Linked DNA regions of Homo sapiens: region 2 is linked to region 1. A link is an interaction called in ENCODE POLR2A ChIA-PET data of the cell type or tissue named here. Cell type or tissue: K562. All regions are shown on one strand. Each heading gives the region's core, and the rest is flanking DNA. Links, peaks and the distances in the headings are about the cores only. Region 1 overlaps SMAP1 (small ArfGAP 1). Region 2 overlaps FAM135A (family with sequence similarity 135 member A).

Region 1 (9,765 bases), core at 3,469-7,468:
TTTGGGAGGCCAAGGCAGGCGAATCACTCGAGGTCAGGGGTTTGAGACCAGCCTGGCCAACATAGCAAAACTCCGTCTCTACCAAAAATACAAAAATTAGGCGGGTGTGGTGGCACACACCTGTAAGCTACTCCAGAGGCTGAGACAGGAGAATCGCTTGAACCGGGGAGGCAGAGGATGCAGTGAGCCGAGATCATGCCAATGCACTCCAGCTTGGGCGACAGAGTAAGACTCCATCTCAAAAAAACAAAAAAAAAAAAACAAAAAATCTAGATTCCATATATAATTTTTATCACAAATCCACTTTGTTAGGCAGAATAATGGCCCCCAAAGAAGTCCTGTTCTATCCTTGGAATCTCTGTGAATAACTTAAGGACACTGAGATGGCAGTATTGTCCTGTATTACCCAGATAAAGCCAAAAGGTCATAAACATGCCAGAGAAGATGTAATGATGGAAGTGGAGGGCAAGGAGGAGCAGAATCAAGGATGACACACTGCTAGTTTCAAAGATGGAGGAAGGAGCCATGAGCCAAGGAATGCAGGTGGCCTCTCCAAGCTGGAAAAGAAAACAGATTCTCCCCTAGAACCTCCAAAAGGAATGCAAGCCTGCTAACACCTTGCCTTTAGCTCAATAAGACTCTTTTTGGACTCTGACCTGCAAACCTGCTAAAATGATAAATTGGTATTGTTTTAAGCCATTCAGTTTGTAGGATTTTTTAATAGCAGCAACAGGAAATTAATATACTGGTGATGATCATTTCACTTAAACATTCTTCTGTTAATTTTTTTGTCACTGTGCACCATCATCACCCTACACCAAAAGCAACTTCCAAGAGTAGAAATGCATGAACTAAATAACGCCCTAGGCTAAACATAATTTTTATGAATTTTTCCTATAATGGAAGATAAAGCTATCCCAAATATTATTTCCCACAGAATTCCCCTTATTTTCTTAAGTTTAGGCTTGAGCTCATCACTGCTCAATGAAAGGCACGCTTTATAAAAGATCAATAAGAGACATCTGAAGGTCTACCATCAATCACTTGGATCTCTAGTCAAATGGAGACCAAAAATTGCTGGGGTATAGGGGCCACAGAGAATGGAAGATTATTAGAATTACTTTTAATTCTCTTTCCTTCGGACCCTCAAGGTCCTCACATTTATCACTCAAAATATATGTAAACATCAAATTAGCATGTTTCCAAGAGCACTTTATCTAAGCTCTGTTTTAAGTGAAATAATTTTAAAAATCACTTCTATATGATACTGTAACTAAATGCCACTCCAAGTTAAACACAGTTCTACCTAACATCTGAGTAACTAAATGCCACTCCAAGTTAAACACAGTTCTACCTAACATCTGAGGTAGAAATACTGACATTAATAGTAAGAAAGCATTACAGTGAAACAATTTTAAACAAAAGGACTCCTCAACCTGTGGGGAAGAGTTGTATGAGTTGTGTGATATAGCTTGGGATAATTAAAGATAATACTAGGTAAATTTGCTCAGCAAGACCTAAATCATCAGTGAAAAGCTTTAAATAAAAACTATAAAAGTTTGATGACAATCCATATCTCAATAGGACTCAAAAAATAAACTCTCAATAATATAATTTTTTAATAATAATAGTAAACACTGACATAGAAGTCACAAGGTATGCGGCGAAACCCCGTCTCTACTAAAAATACAAAAAATTAGCTGGGCGCGGTGGCGGGCGCCTGTAGTACCAGCTCCTCGGGAGGCTGAGGCAGAAGAATGGCATCAACCCGGCAGGCAGAGTTTGCAATGAGCCGAGATCGAGCCACTGGCACTCCACCTCAAAAAAAAAAAAAAAAAAAAAAAAAAAAGAAGTGACAAGGTATGGGATTCAAGAAAGAACACAGACCATACAAGGTTGAAATAAATCTTTGCAATAAGGATTAAAGAGAACAAGGACAACTGGTCACTAAGCAAGTCAGAGGCAAAGCTTGGACTGAATCCTAGCTTTGCTCAACCAAGCTAGTGTTCTTTCAATTCTATCATGCTGTTTCTATGGTTTAAAAAGCCCAGGTAGATGACCAGTATCTGACCTAAGGATATAGCAAAAAAAAAAAAAAAAATTATATATATATATGAAGACAAAACAAAAAACAAAGAAAAACACTAAAGCACTTATCTGTGGACTCAGTAAGTTTCTAAAATAAAGTTTACGCAAGGTGAGGTGGCTCACACCTCTAATCCTAGCACTTCAGGAGGCCTAGGCAAGAGGATTGCTTGAGGCCATGAGTTTGAAAGCCCAAACAACATAGCAAGGCCCCTCCCCACCACACCCAACAAAAAAATTTTTTTTAAATTAGCCATACATGGTGACAAGCCTGTAGTCCCAGCTACTTGGGAGGCTGTGGCAGGTGGATCACTTGAGCCCAGAAGTTAGAGGCCGCAATGGGCTATGATCACGCCACTGCACCCCAGCCTGGGCAACAGCATGAGACCCTGTCTCTATAACAAGGAAAAAATAAATAAATAAAATAAACTTTAGTGATGAGACAAAAATTCCAATTTGTTTAAACTGGTATTTTGAAGTTATGGTGGTTCTGCTATTAAATGCAAGGAGGGAAACTAAAATGAAGATATTGTCCACATTTGAACACATTTGGCAATAATCTGAGAAAAACCTTAAGTTAGCCGAAGGTGACAGTCTTCCCAACAACAATCTCTTACATCACAAATTTCTACAACAAAAACAGGTGTTTTATCTATCATACCATCAAACATAGTTAACAGCACAGACTATATCTCCCGGGCTCAAATCCTGACTCTACAGTTCAGATTCCCACCCCTATCTCATCTCAATAAAATCACAATTTCCCCAGGTTATAAAAGCCTCTAATGTTCATCCTTGCTCCTCCAGACTGTACCCTTATTAGCAGGCTAGGTTATAGAGCCAGCACAGATATACTGAGGCTCCAACATGTCCTGTATAATATACTGGAAGAAAATATATATTACCAATTATGCTTTGAGTTCCCCAAGACCACCCTCATGTTCAGTAATTTGCTAAGAAGATTCAAAAGATTCAATATACAGTTGTACTCATCGTTATGATTTATTATAGCAAAAAGATACTAAGCACAATCAGCAAAGGAGAAAGGCACAAAAAGTCCAGGGGAAATTAGGAGCAAGCGTCCGGGTGCTCCCTTCCAGTTGAGTTGCAATGAACACACTTAATTCTCCCAGCAGTGAGCTGTGACCACACATGTAAAATGATGCCAACCAGGGATGCTCATCAGAGACTCAGTGCCAAAGGTTATTAGGGAGACTGGTCATGTAGGTAACCCTGGCTGGCACATATGCCAATTCCAGAATCCCAGAAGAAAAGCAGATATTCAACATAAACCATATTTATTATACAAACAACTTAGGCACAATGACAGACTCATCACTTAGGGTGGTGGGACCATCCCCAAGATTCCCCTCAGATGTCAGCCAACCACCGCAAGGCCTGCTTTGTTAACTCTTTTCTCCACACCAATGACTAACAGATCCTTTTGAGCATGAACCTTATCTACCTATCCCCTGCTAATCCCCAGGTCCTAAGAAAGTGCCAGTCACTCCCCTCCAAGTTGTTTTTTTCTTTTTTTTTTTTTTTTGAGATGGAGTCTCGCTCTGTTGCCCAGGCTATAGTGCAATGGCACGATCTTGGCTCACTGTAAGCTCCGCATTCCGGTTTCAAGTGATTCTCCTGTCTCAGCCTCCCCAGTAGCTGGGATTACAGGAGTGCACCACCACACCCAACTAATTTTTGTATTTTTAATAGAGATGGGGTTTCACTATGTTGGGCAGGCTGGTCTCAAACGCCTGACCTCAGGTGATCCACCCACCTCGGCCTCCCAACATGCTGGGATTACAGGTGTACACCACTGCTCCAGGCCTCCTAAAATTTTTTTAATGAAAAAATTTCTGGCTCCACTACTTTAAGTTCTGTGTACCTGGGTAATAATATTACCTACCTCAAAGGTTGTTTTGAAGATTATATGAGTTAGTATATGTAAAGTGTGAAGTACATCATCTCTGGTAAAAAAAAAAAAAAAAAAAAAAAAAACACTATATAATTTGTGAGTATATATGTAATGTTATTATTTGCTTTTTTTTTTTTTTTAACATTCTCCAGGTCACAATGGAGCTACCCTATCTCTAAACTTCTAATGAATCTACCAATGTAAACATAGATTAGAAGTTAACTGGTAATTGTTTCATGTCTACTGAGATCTCTAACTAGCTTGTAGACAACTATATCCAAAACTTTTTGTTTTTGTTTTTTTGAGATGGAGTCCCACTCTGTCGCCCAGGCTGGATGGAGTGCAGTGGCGCCATCTCGGCTCACTGCAACCTCCGCCTCCAGGGTTCAAGCAATTCTCCTGCCTCAGTCTCCCGAGTAGCTGGGACTACAGGCATGTGCCACTGCACCTGGCTAATTTTAGTATTTTTAGTGGAGACAGGGTTTTGCCATGTTGGCCAGGGGTGGCCTCAAACTCCTGGCCTCAGATGATCCACCTGCCTCAGCCTCCCAAAGTGCTGAAATTACAGGCATGAACCACTGCACCCGGCATCCAAAACTTTTTTAACACACACAGTAGTATCTAACGTAGTACTTAATCTTTTTAGTGCCCAGAAAATATTGATTTATCAACAAAATTAAATGTCTGTTAAATCAACTCTTTACAGTGGTAAGAATGTAAGGCGGTCAACTCTTCTGATAATAACTACAAAATGGCCTCCAAGTTTCTTTGATCTTCTTTCATTGAGAAAATTGAGAAACTGAACTAAAATGGCTTAATTCTAATCCGTGAAAAGACGATTAGTAGAAGCGTTTGAAATAAGCAAAAGGGGCTGGGTGTGGTGGCTCACACCTGTAATCACAGCACTTTGGGAGACTGAGGGAGGCAGATCACTCGAACCCAGGAGTTCAAGACTAGCCTGGGCAACATGACGAAACGTGGTCTCTACAAAAAATACAAAAATTAGGTAGGCATGGTCGCACACATCTGTAGCCCCAGCTACTTGAGAGGCTGAGGTGGGAGGATTGCTTGAACCAAGGAGGGAGAGGTTGCAGAGAGCCTACATCGCACTCCAGCCCAGCGACAGAGTGAGACCCTGTACCAAAAAGAAAAAAAAAGAAAAAAAAAATGCCAAAGCACTTTTTTGAGTTTATAAAGTATATCGTTTTAAACATTCTACTTTGCCTTAAAGAGAGCATGGATTCAAGTCTGTTATAGGTTAATAAAGGTGGAGAAAGATATATATATATATCTTGTACAGCAACAATTTAGGAGATGTAAGCCTCCTTAATTAATGAAGTCAAGTACTGAAAGTTTTATCTTAAACAAACAAACAAACAAACAAAAAAGACAAAGAAGAACTGTGAAGAACAAAAGGAGGGGAGACAACATGCAGCCCAAGTTTTAAACTGATGAGTCAGAGACCAATGATTTCCATCTCAGCTCTGATACCAGGGCTCTGCCCAATCAGGAAAAACCTCGAGATCAGCAGAATTACAAGAACAACAGACCCATCAGACTGAAGTTTCACATTTTGAGGAAACTTTTAGATTGGCAAATTTCTTTAGGTGAATTATAATCAGACTTTCACTTATATAAATTTGTCCTATAAGCATCAACATCATAATAAACACCAGTTCCCCAAGGTGAACTTTACTTTTTAGTAAATATTACTACACTTTAAAAGTAACAACTCTAAAATATCAAAGACTTAATGAAAAACATGAACTCTTGGATTGGCTCTTGCAATCAAATGGGCTCTACACGTTTCTACTTTTTGAAAAAGTTAGAAAGCTAAAAGACTCCCTTGAAGGCAAGGTATTGGACATAATTAGGATCTGCCAATTATCTGCACATGGAAAGCACAAGTGGGACAGAGGCCACATTCCTACAGAAAGGGCAACTAACAAAAAACGTCTACAGACACTAAGTGGTTGCAGCTCCATAGGCCTTATGCCCCCATCAGCATACCAGTCTCCTGGGTGAGAAGCAGTTATGACAGTGGGGCAGCGGTAGCAGTGGTGGTATGTGTGGCCTTGAAAGCAGTTCAGCAGTGGCTCCCTGACTTTCCCTCCTCCAGCCCTTCCAATGACTTGGTAAGTACCTGATTCCTGAAAATAGCTACAGTGGATCTCTTTCCTGCTCTATACCCTGACTTATATATTGACATTGTGTGAATTTAGGTCCTCTTGCCCTCTTCTTGGACCACTGTTCAACATCTCCTAACTCAGGATTTGCCTGCAATCCTCACTATCCCAGTTCTTCCTCTGACCTGAGACTACCAAAACTGATCATGCTTAAAGAAAGCTTATCTAGTAAGGGCCGTATGGAAACTTCTTCTGTTCTTTCATACTGGTACATGTGTGTGTGCAGCTGTGTCCTTTAATTCCTTCTCTATCTGATGAAATCCCACTCCACCTTCAGAACCTAGCTCAAATGAAGACTCCTTCTGTGACTGGTCCCAACAGGGTCACTCCACATGCCACTCCCTTTCACAGGTGCACTCCCTTTCACACACCCTGCTGCCTGCCAGGGGCTCTGTGCTCATTCATTCACACATTCATTCATTCAAAAAATATTTGCTAAGTTACATTTGCCTACCACATGTCCTGAAAACTGGGGATACTACCCTAACCAAGATAAACAAGGTCTCCTCTCTTACAGCTATAATCCAGCAGGGATACAGTGTACCCCATAATTACCTAAATAATGTTTAATTACAATTGTGATAAGTGCAATAAAAGATTCAGGGTGTTGTCTTTTATGTATAAACGGAAGCCTAACCTAATCTCAGAGGATCAAGGAGAATTATTTCCCTTGAAAAGACATTTAAGCAGGAATTGAAAGATGAGCAAAAGCTGAGCAGGCAAAAACTTGTTAGAAAGCTTCCCAGGCAGAAGAACAGCACGTGCAAAGGTCTTGAAACAGCATTCTAGGAACTGTAAAGACCACCAATGGGCAAAAGTCAAGGTGCAAGGGGAACAACAGCCCAAAATAAGTATAGAGGTAGTTATTTCTTAAAACCATTATTACAAGCACTTAGCACATCGTTTTAGAATCATTTATTTGCAAAAACACAACCCACACTAAACAAACTCCTTTAGGTCTTACAAATTTTTTTAGCTCTCTTACCTAATACAATATCTAACAGTGTGTCTTCAAGTCAAGATCTGCGGAACAAAGAAACGAGTGTTTGATCTCAGCAATGAGCTTACCCTCTCAATATCAGACAGGCTAAACAAAACAATCTCTAGAGTTAAAAAACCTTATGTTTCTGACTACCCAAAATTGAATGGGCAAGAGACTCACTTTCATACCAATTTAAACATGCTCAAAATCAAACCTAGCAAAAGATGGAAACAGACCAAATGTTCATCAATAGACGGATAAATTGTGGTCTATCCATACAATGGAATATTATTCAGCCATAAAAGGAGTGAGGTACCGACACATGCTACAAAATGAATGAACTTTGAAAACATATGAAGTCAAAGTCAGAAACAAAAGTTCATATGTTGTATTATATTAAATATCCAGAACAGCCAAACCTACAGAGATAGAACATGCAATAGTGTCTGCCAAGGGCTGGGGAGAGGGGATAGTGGGAAGAAACCGCTCAATGTGAATTTTATCTATATGTTTTGTTTTTGTTTTTGTTTTTCCCTGAGACGGAGTCTTGTTCTGTCACCCAGGCTGGAGTACAGTGGCGCGATCTCGGCTCACTGCAACCTCCGCCTCTCCGCCTCCCAGGTTCAAGCAATTCTCTTGCCTCCGCCTCCCACGTAGGGATTACAGGTGCCTGCCACCATGCCTGGCTAATGGTTTTTGTATTTTTAGTGGAGACGGGGTTTCACTATGTTGGCCAGGCTGGTCTTGAATGCACTTTTAAAATCTCAGAAATATACATTAACAAGCATGGGACATGTCAATGTGGTACCTGCCAAGCCCAGCGATGTTTTCTAGGAGCCCTACTCAGCCAAGTTCAGGCTACTCCTGATGTCCAACACAAGATGCCCTATTCAGAGCATGTGAAAGAATAGAGAAGTGAAAAAAAAAAACAAAAATCAAAGCTAGAATTACCTGTAGATAACACTTTAAATACTGAAAACTAAACTTGAAGCTGGCAAGGCATTCCCAGTCCTCACTGCTCCCTAAAGTGCCACCAACTAATAACCAACAAGAGCTGCTTTAAACTCCCACTGAGTCATGAATGCAGCTAGGAGAGAGGAGGAGTAGTTCCATCTGCCTGTTCTTAAATTCTCCAGTTGTTCAACAGATTTGGTAAGAGCAGGATCAAGAGCAGGAAACTGGCGCCTATGCCATCCTTTTCTCCTTCGTTGCTTCCTAAATACTGTCAATCCAGGAAACACAGCTGGTGATTCAGTAAGAAAATGTCAAAACCCAATTGACATACCTCTACCAACTATGATAAGGCAAGATAATACAGGCACCTCAAATCCTAAGCTTTAGTTTTGGTACATATTCTCAAAGATCAGTGGAAGAAGCTTCTTTGAAAGAAAGAAAATTGAGTTAACTAGGAAATAACTTTGAAATACAGTACATGAAAAGTTTGATGCAATTTACTAGACAGTGAAGAAAACATCAATACATACACAGAATGAAACTTCTTAGTAACTGAGCTGTAGAGTAAGACCTTTAACATATCTTTTAAAAGTACTATATTTATTATGTCATCCTAGCATATAGATCCAAAATCATGTAACAAGCCAAGAATTCTACTAAAAAAGCCTCCATAATGTACTTCAACCTTACCAAATACTCAAAAACTGTGAAAATATATTTACATCAATTGCTCTATCATGTCGAATTTTTCAATTATTACAACCATGAAATCAAGTCTAATTAAATCAATAAGTGGCCTTACCTGTGATTTTTTGCCTGAAAGATCAAGATAAAACAATGAAATTATTTACAAGATCATTTTAATATTCTTCTAGATTTAGTAGCAACAAGAAAAAAATAATCCTTGTAAATTATACTGTGGAGTTCATGCCCTTCAAGCTGCACCCTTGTACTCTTGATACCATTCTCTTCTCTCCCACTTCCTTCACTTCTCAAAACAAGTAAACCAACAAAAGGCCAGACAAAACCAAAATACAAAAGACATTCATTCAATATATATCTACTGATTTCCGTGGCAATACAAACACTGAGCAAAACGAATACTTCCTATTCTTCAGGTCCAAAGAAGTAAAACTTTTGATCCTAATTTAAGAAGTACATGATTCTCTTCTCCCCACCTCAAAAGAGTAAATAAAAAAAAAAAAAGTTAACATGGTTAATAATGGCTTTTAAAAATCTGTATTATTTTAGAAAGCATTAGTGAAAATCTGATTTTATAAAGTACTTTTTTGGAGACAGAAATTTGAACAAAAATTAAATTATTTTTAATAAAGTCTGTAGATGAAGGAAGGTTAATTCTGAAACTGTTACTATTCGACTTTTAATGAACAGATTTAATATTTACCAGCATCTCTACTTAACCATGTTATTACTCAAAATGACAAAATGTGTACTATTTAGCTTCAGCTTCTTTCTTCTTCTTGGCCTTTTAAAGGACCATTTTTCAGTGTTTTGCTAGTGCAGTCAATGAGCAAGCAACTGAGCCTAAACACAGTGCAGAACTCCCAAATAACCACACACAATCAAGTTACTAGGAAAACAAGTATTACAAGAACCAGGCACGGACTTTGTAAAAACTCATC
Region 2 (9,765 bases), core at 3,304-7,303, 200 kb after region 1:
ATGTTAAAAAATTAGGGCTAGATGTTTGACATTGCTTGCTATAATTAGACTTCTGGAAGTCTCAAAGAACATCAAAGATAAAACATGGTGGGATTTAGAGTAGCTAAACAACAAATGAAAGCCAAGCTTGAATTTGGAAATCCTGATGTCAGAACTGGTTACCAAATTTACAGTGTTAACACTTAATGAAATATGAATGCTATTCCCAGAAATAAAGAGCTCCCATGTAAATGTAGAAAAAGAAAAATTACTAAATCTACCTGATGCCTCTATTTCTCAAAAATAAATTTATTTCCCTTAATTCTCTTTACTAAAAGGCTATAAGCTCTATTAAAATAATTTTTATTATTCAAGTCCCTAGCAGCTAGAACTACAGTCATGTGCCACCATGCTTGGCTAATTTTTATTTTTTGTAGAGGTGAGGTCTTGCTATGTTGCTTAGGCTAGTCTCAAACTCCTGGCCTCAAGCAATCCTCCAGCCTCCAGCTTCAAGGCACCATCAATTACATACTATATGAATTACTTCTGTTAGTATTAACATTTATATTCCATAGAGGAAGAAGCATATTTCTGTTAAACTGTTGAAAAATCATACACAATTATATTTGAGATAAAGTAGGCCAAAGCATTTGAACTGTTCGATAGTTTGGCAAAAGGGAAAAGACAGAAAAGAAAAATAATGTTGCCATAAGCAGAGTGCAGGTTTTGCTTGCAAAATCCATTTGCTTTGCAAAAGTAAAATGTCTATATCCCAGCAAAGAAGGGAGTCTCAAATAAGTGGTAAATTCCACTTCATACAATGTGTTTTTCAGAGTTGTCATAAAAGTTGTACTTAAAAAATTCAAATATAAGAAACAGTTCAAATAAAAAGCAAGCAAAGAAAGAAATCCTAAGCCACTTACTTTAAGTAACTGATATAACGTCTATAGATTGCATTGACCATAAAAATTGTTTTAAATAAAAATGAAAATTTAAAAGATAATGTTATAAATTAAAAATTTTTCAATGATTGGAGGATAAAAAAACCCACCAATAATAAAACTTCAGGAAAAACCTGTTGAAGAATATAGAGTAGGAAATGTTACCCTTAGACATGACCCCTTTATCAACACACCACCAGCAAAAAGCTTCCCCTTCCCCTTTCCTTGCTTTCCTTTTCCAACCTTTCATTTATAGGTAGAGAAAGGCTGGTAAAGATGCTGCTGCTTTTACAGCGAAGTTCTAGCAGCAACAGTGTTAGATATAAGGGCCCATGGCAGCTAGATAAAGAACAGCAACCTCAGCTGTTACAGGCATATTGTTTTCTTTTCTAGTCACTAACCAGAGCCAACAGTTAATCCTCCTGGCTTCTGATTCTGAGCCAAAAATTTCTTCTTCCAGTAAATGGTCTCTAGGAGATGAGCTGCCCCTTTCTCCTATTAGTCTGTGGCAAAAATTGCTGCGTTGCAAGAGGAAGCACGTATTTAACTCACTACGATGGTGATGTGAATATCTACTCTGTTTAATTAGGGCCTTAAAAACTAACATTAATAACCTGAGCTAACCTCCTATGAATTGTTTGTGCATTTTGCAGGAAAGAAACACAGCTAGTTTTATGAAGATAATCTTGGTAAATCTTAAAAAGAAATAGTTAAAACAATTTAATTAGGGGTTCTTCTTAAAACTACAAAAAGAAGAGATTTAGAAAACTAGAGTAATACATTTTATAAACAGATAAACATTTAGCATTAAAACCAAACACAAAATCATATAAAAGCAATACTGTATATTATTTAAAAGTTATATTTCAAAAAACACACTTTGTTAGAAAAGTTTCATTCACACATTCTATTTCAGAAAATCTTCCAAAAAAATTTTAAGTTTATAATAAAATTATGTATGTAATAAAAAAACACCTTCCTGCTTATAAAAGCTATAATAACTTAGCACGACCTCTCAAAGGCCTAGGAGGTAAGAAAAAGACAGCAAAACTACCAGTTACAGATCTTTCTATAGAATAAAGAAGGCAAAACAAGTCATCAGGAGAAATATATGTCTTCCTGGCCTGGTGCTCTAAAAGGAACTAGGTCAAGGTGATCTACATGTAAGAGATGAGAGAGCAACAGAATGAAAGATGTTTTCAATTAGTTTTTAAAACAATGTAAAGATATGCCATAGGAGGTTATTACCTGTGGTCAATATGTTAAATTGTGTTGGGCTTCCATAAATTCTGAGGGTAATTTTGCAAAATGATTTACTTAGTTTTCTGATAAATCAGTTTACCATCATATCCCTTAAGCATCATCCCAATATCATTTGTCAGAATCAGATGTACATCAGAAATTGTAGATAGTTTAGAAATCAAATAAAATTGGAGACTTTCATATAATTTACTGATTTGAAGCATCCATCTGCTGCCCATACTACAAGGATGATGTTGTAAAAACTGAAGACCTTGCATTGTATTTTTACTTTAATGAAAGAAATCTGTCTACCCATGGAAGTGAACAGAAAAAAATAATTATCTCAATGCATTTATTATGATCCAGAATATTATATACCTTTGAACTAATGGTACATGATATAGTTTTAAAAGGTTGAGTAAAAATTCATAAAATTGGTTAATGACTTGGAAAGCAAGTATCACTGTATGATGTACAGTTAAGAAGATAAAATTAGCCTATCTGGATAAGAGGCAAAGAAAAAATAAGAAAAAATTCACATACTTTTCCAGAGTAATTATAGTTTAACATTGCACAAAACATAGGTACAGAATAAACAATGTTGTGTGGTTATTTCCAGATGGTATTTTTTCTTTGTTAACTTATTTGGGATTGACAAAGATGGCTTCATATTTCTGTAATAAAAAAGTTATCAAGCCAATGTTTCCCATACTCTTGAATTTTATTATAAATTTTAAAAGTCATTATTTCAGTTATCTTTAGCAAAGTACACGTTTTCACTATAAAAATAAAAAAATGCTACATTAATAAGGCTCTCATGTTGAATTGTAATCCTCAATGTTGGAATGGGGCCTGGTGGGAGGTGATTAGATCAGGGGGACAGATTTCTCACGAATGGTTTAGTACCATTCCTCTTGATACTGTCCTCATGATAGTGAGTGAGTTCTCATGAGATCTAGTTATTTAAAAGTGTGTAGCAACTCCTCCTGACTCTTTTGCTCCTGCTCTGGCCATGTGAGATGCCTGCTCCCCCTTTGATTTCTGCCATGATTATAAGTTTCCTGAGGCCTCCCCAGAAGTTAAGCAGATGCCAGCATCATGCTTCCTGTACAGCCTGAAGAACCATGACCCAATTAAACCTCTTTTATTTATAAATTGACCAGTCTCAGGTATTTCTTTATTGCAGTGTAAGAATGGCTTAATACAAAAATATTAGTCAAATTTACCTTATTAGTGGCTGGTGTAGTGCAACCAATGATGCATGAACTGTAACAGACACAACAGAAAGGTGGAAGTAATCAAACATAACATTAACATGATGATGAAGGCCTCTATGGGGGCTAAAGTGCAGCTTCAATGTTCGGCTACTTATTAGTTGCAAGGCATTCAGATCATCTGCCCTGTAAAAAGGAACACTTAGCATGTAAGTATGAAACATTTAGTAAACGCCAATATATTATAAAGTAGTTGAAACTATAAAAACTATTTACTTAATTACTTTTTAAAAATTTCGAATAAGAGTAATTTTTAAAGCATCAAAGTTGCATTAGAAGCAATATGAAACATACCAATTGAGAAAATAATCAGATCCCACCTATTATTGTTTTCTATCAGTCCATGATATGAACTATTTTTTCACTAATATCCCTATAAAATGAATCCTTTTTGATACTTCAGGAATTAATCTCATCTTAAAATTTTACCCCATAGAGAATACTGTTTATTACAAGGCTGCAGTACAACATAGGTCAAATACTATTATAATAAATCCCAAAGGATATTTCAAATTACTTTTACTCTACAAAATTTTATTAAGTGCTACTCAAAAATAAGCAGGCCATTGCTTATTTTAAAAAGTAAAACATATCTTATTGTAGATATTTAGTATATCATTAGATTTATACACACTAAAAATGTGAAACAATGCCATGAAAATTATATCCAATTATACTTAAAAAAATTCCATCCATCCATTTTAACAATCTACAGGTAATGAACTACCTACTCATTTCAGCTTATTCCACTTAAATAATTCTGACTTGGTGAAAAAAAAAAGACTTTACAAAATTCTTTGTAATGAACAAGTATTACAGAGGAACAGTAGCTACCATATAGTGAAGAGGACATCTAAAGTAGGCCTTTCAGTAATGTGACTTTTTAGTTACTTATCCCACATGCAGTCTGAATTTATATATCATTTTTGAGAATTATTGCTAAAACTACATTTGAGATGGGGGAAAAAACCCTGCATAAATACAATTGTTAAGTGAATCTCTGATTCTTGTTTTAAATGAACACAAGCAAAATTTGTTCCTAAAACATATGACTGCATGTCCAGGTATGTGGGTAAGTTGGAGGTAGCCAATCCTAAAACTTCCTCAAGGGCTCTGGAAATTAATGAACTAGAACAACTGTCAAGTGCACATCGTCAGTCTTGATAACTCTCAGAATATCAACAAAGTCCTACCTAAAGAAAGCATAACTGATGCCATCAAGAAAGATTAGCCAGTGATACAGTGGAAAAGAGCTCATTTACATTTAAATGCCTCACGGTAGTGGTATTACATTAACAGTGCAATTTCTAGGAGCTAGGAAAAATTGTTCCATATTTCTTTAACTTGTCTGGTTTTGTTATCTGGAGCTCATGGATTCGGCATGGGCACAATAGAGCTGGCCTAATCATTCTCATGAAGTTTCCCCAGAAAACACAAGTAGTTCAAGACAAGATAGGGATAGGATGAATTTTAAGAGGAAAATGGGCAATCTAATAATAACAAATAACAGTCATAAGTGCCTAAAGGTTTTTTAATTGATTAGCTACTTACGAATAATCTCCATCTGTGAAGTGTAGATCCAAGGATAATAGAAAATTCATTTCCTCAAGGGTTTCTTCAATCTGAAAAGAAATTACACTATGAGATACTTTTTGAAATTTTATAGAAAGTTAGAAATAACATCTTGAGGCATTACAAAAAATATTTACATAAATAAATATGAAGAGATGTTTACCTTTCTTTCATCCAATAGCATTTTTACTTTGAAGATCATAACATCATTTAAAACAACCTCTTCATTTTTGTACAAAATTTGAAATGTTTTACTGCAAATTAGAGAATCATGAACTGAGGCTGGAAAGGCTAAAGTCATACCTAAAACAGATAAGATATGTAATTGACAGATAAAAGTAAAATATAACACAAGCAAATTAACACTTGTACTTTAAAATACTGTATGTTTGATTATATTACTATAGTGTCATTATCAATTTATACTGCAGTATTGGAACATTTCTGAAAGTTTACTTATTTCTATGATTAGAAAATAAATAAGTACATTATGAGCATTGTAAAATTACTGCATGACATCTTAATCTGAAAGGTAAATGAGGAAATATCGAAGCAGAAATTTTAGAGTGAACAACTGATCTGTATACCACATTTAGGAAAGCAATTTAGTTTTCCATAGCTGAATAGTAAAGAATTTGGTTGGCCTTTGTACTGGTTGCTAGGAGTTCAGCTCTAAACACTTGGAATAAAGAATTTGGCTGGCCTTTGTCTCCAGTTTCTGAGAAGTAGCCTCTAAATCCTTGGTGGCCCCTAGTTTATGCTAAAGAGATGACTCAGGATGGGGGCTGGCCACATCACTAAGACCAGCCATGTGATTAGAGAGTTGCGCTTTGAGCCTAGTGATATAACCTCAATATCCAGAGAGGGGAGAATAGCTAAAGACTGAGCGACATGGGCGATGATTCAGTCAGTCATGCTTACATAAGGAAACATCAATAAAAATTCTGAACATTGAAGTTTGAGTGAGCTTCCCTGGTTGGTAATACTCCGCATATCATCACATACTGGATGTTCGAGAGGAGGAAAGTTAATGCGTCCTTACTTAATGGGGAGAAAACAACGGAAGCTTCACATCTGGGACCCTCTCAGATCATCCCTATACAGATTCTGATTTGAATCCTTTTGCTGTAATAAAGCTGTAATAATAAGTACAGCACTATGCTGAGTTTGGTGAGTTGTTCTACTGAATTATCAAACATGAGGGAATAATGGGAACCCCCAGATTTGTAGCCAGCTCTTCACAGCTGTGGGTAGCTTGCAGACCACTAAACTCATGGCTGACGTGAGGGGAGTCTTGTGGAGGACTATGTCCTTACCATTTGAAGTTTGGTTTTTATCTCTGGGTCATTGATGTCACTCCAACAGCCTACCTGCTGTTATGATCTTATTACCCTGTGCTCCAGAAATAACAATTGAAACTAGAGAAAAAAAAGAAAAAGAAAAAGAAAAAGAAACTAGAGATCAAGGTGGGTTTGGAGCTCAAAATGGGATATAAGACTCCAACTGGAGTCATGAGGATGTCAACATAAGCTGGTGGATGTCAGTCAAAGGCAGGGAGCCTCTGCAGGCCAGGGAGCACAGGGTCCAAACGCCCATATGAAATCCACATGGGGTGGTGGCCTGATGTCAAAGCCTGTGTGGAGTGAGGAGGGCAGCCAAGAGTAAAGTGTCAGAACCTGAGCAGGATGAGGAGGCAATCTAAGTGCAGCGGTGACTTTGAGTAAGGTATTGGGAGCCCAAGCAGGATGAACAGGGCAACCACAAGGGAAGGCACCTCAGGCTGGGGGGTTGGAACACAAGTTAGATGGAGAGAGCGTCTTTACAGAGGAGCAGCCTGGTACAGGGTGTGTAGGAATCTGAAAGGGATAAAAAGACTTCATATGGGGGTGGGAGTCAAGAAGGCGGTGGGCAGCAGCAGCAGCTTGACACACTACTGGAATCCAAGTGAAGTGAGGAAAAGGAACTCCTGGCACAAGGCCTTACTGAGGTCAAGTGGGGTAAGGAGGAGGTCCACATAAGGGAGTGACCTTGCATAAGGTGAAGCCCAACTAGTTCAAGGAGACCATCTGTGTGGGAGAAGAAGCAGTGACAGGAGATTGGCACATATAAGGGACTGATCAAATAAGGAAATATATTAAAGGATAAGGGGAGCCAGTTTCCTTACCTATCAGGGAAAGGATGTACACATATGGAAAGGAGACACAAATACAGAATGAATCCCATGGTACTGGATTGAAACTGAGAGTACTGATATGAACTTATGGTTTTCATCAGATATTTAGATAAAGACATGTAAATTTGCATATGTATGTGTAAGTGTATGGTGTATATAATGTACTTACTATCTTTGTCCACTCAAATGGCCTGGGAGTAGCACAACCACAAATGTTAGTCTTTAGTACTATCCTCCACTAAAAGGATCCACAGCTTTGTAGAAATGGTTGGTTCCAAAGCTGGCGCACAGACAAATCTGGACCATCTTTTTTATACCAGAAAGTAAGGAAGTGATTAGAGAATGTGGGGACACAACAAAAGGGCATAGAAGCTAGCTGGAAGAGAATGCCCCGGCCATATCTGGGACAAAGTGAACATCAAAATAAATTATGACAGTAATAGATTAACATCCATTGAGTAAACAGAAATCTGTAAGTCCATACTGATATAAATAAATAAGTGAATGAAAAAATCTGAAGTTTAAGAAACAAGAGACATTAATTGCAAAGTGAAAAAGAGTAATGTTACAGCGGAGAAGCTGGGAAGAGAGCACCTTAATTAAGAGATCCAAGTTAACATTATTAGGAATTGGACAAATAGAAACCACGTATCACCTAATAGGATGTAACAAGAAGAACAAGCATCACTTCTGAGATATTCCTGTCAAAAACACATAAAATGAATCTAATCATGACGAAATTGTAAACCCATGCAAACTGAAGAACACTCTAAAAAATAACAGGTTTGTAGTCTCCACAAAAGTGTCAGGGTGATCAAAGTCAAGAAGAGACTGAGGAACTGTTCTAGGATGAAGGAGACTAAAGAGACATAACAATTAATTACAATATATGATTTGGAACTGGATCATTTTGCTATAAAGGACTTTACTGGAACAACCAGCAAAACCTGAATGGGGCTATGGATAAGACGACAGTAACGTGTCAGTGTTAGCTTCTTGATTTTGATGGATGTATTGGGGTTATGCAGGAGAATATTCTTTAGAAAAAAATAATGCACTAAAATATTTGGGATGATGGAGCAATCATATTGGCAAATTACTCTTACATGGTTCAGGAAAAAAAGTTCTTTATAATGTACTTGCAACTTTTCTTTAAGTTTGAGATGCTTCGGGAAACATATACTTAAAGGGAAACCAAGCAGACCAGAAACTCAACTTCTGAGTATGTTGAAGAGCTGAGAAGGGAAAGAAATTCTCCTCAATGAAAGTAAATTTTGTTGAGAGCACCCAGGTAACGTGAGGTGAGAATCCACTGCCTGAAGAAACAAAGGTTTCTCTATTGCTCTTCCCTGAAGATGCTGCATCTCTCTCAATACTTCCATATAACTTCTACCACTGGGTCTGGAGCTTCTTTGTTGCTTACTGATGCTTTGAGACACTCTTTGTCTCTCCTCCCTAAAACCACTTATACCACTGGCTTTGAATCTCCTGTGATCAGACAGCACAGTACCACTCACTATCCTGCTCATTTTTGTACTCTATAAACCCTGGGAAGCCTTCATTTCTTGAAGGCTTTATTTCCTAATTTAAGATCACTTTTTCAAAAACTAGTCTAGCCATAACTGTTGGTGAACTCAATAGCTATGTAGGTAAACCTAATCTTTGATCTCCTGGGTTCCTTTTCTCCTCTTTTTAAGCGTTCTTGCTCTCTAACCCTCCTCAGCTCCTCACTCCTGTGATCATTCTCCAGACTTTTATATTACCAATGACTGCAATCCATCTGTAATTTGAATTTCTTTTTTTAAATTTGCAACTTTTAAGTTCAAGGGTACATGTGCAGGATGTGCAGGTTTGTTACACTGGCAAATGTGTGCATGGTGGTTTGCTGCACAGATCATCCCATCCCACAGTTATCAGGCCCAGCATCCACTAGGTATTCTTCCTGATTGATCCTCTCCCTCCTCCCACCCCCTATCCTCCAACAGGCCCCAGGGTGTGTCATTCCCCCGGATGTATTCATGTGTTCTCATTATTTAGCTCCCACTCATAAGTGAGAACATGTGTAATGTTTGTTGTAATGTGAATTTCAATCAACCTCTCCTCCCATACTTCCACCTGTCTTTCTGGTTCATACCCTCTAAGACCACAAATTCAATAATCCTTTGACCACATTTAGGAGTAGATTCCATGAACCCTACTCCTTTTCATTATCCCCTTACTTTCTCTTAATTCCTTTTTTCCTTACCCATCTTAAATCCTATGATCCATCATTATAATACACTCTTGCATATAATCTATTAAGGATATATGTTACCCTTGCTTTGTCATATTGACCTGGATAAATCCCAACTCCAGCTCTCTGCCCAATCCACACTTGTACCCACAAACTGAATGTGCCTGGAGAAAAACAAACAGCTATCTTGACTGGCTATACTTTAAATTCATGACCGTTAATTTCAAGTGGGTCTTTAGTGCTGCCTAGCAATCATACCGTATTTTCCAAATCCATTTTATCCCCATATTCTTAGATGACTATTTCATAAATTATTTTCTCTCCTCAAACCTAGCCTTCAGTCTCACTGAT

The links. Peaks named below come from ENCODE experiments on the same cell type or tissue, not always from the same donor. Only the 100,000 strongest peaks of a DNase experiment are listed, where the experiment ranks them.
Region 2: POLR2A ChIA-PET joins it to region 1 with 5 read pairs; 3 of 35 experiments call an interaction of 5 or more read pairs at or near these places.

The regions. Positions count from the first base shown.
Region 1 is chr6:70,669,517-70,679,281 of GRCh38, reverse strand. All of the region lies in intron 1 of SMAP1 (small ArfGAP 1), which reads right to left. Among named protein-coding and RNA genes, the nearest start is that of SMAP1, 6.5 kb to the right of the region's middle. RefSeq lists an enhancer at 1,841-2,410. In K562, for the core only: no CTCF peak of the experiment used is centred there; a DNase peak (open chromatin) is centred at 5,491.
Region 2 is chr6:70,470,956-70,480,720 of GRCh38, reverse strand. It overlaps FAM135A (family with sequence similarity 135 member A), which reads right to left. Exons shown (of 22, transcript NM_001162529.3): 6 at 5,172-5,311; 7 at 4,988-5,058; 8 at 3,389-3,562. Among named protein-coding and RNA genes, the nearest start is that of FAM135A-AS1, 62 kb to the right of the region's middle. In K562, for the core only: no CTCF peak of the experiment used is centred there; no DNase peak of the experiment used is centred there.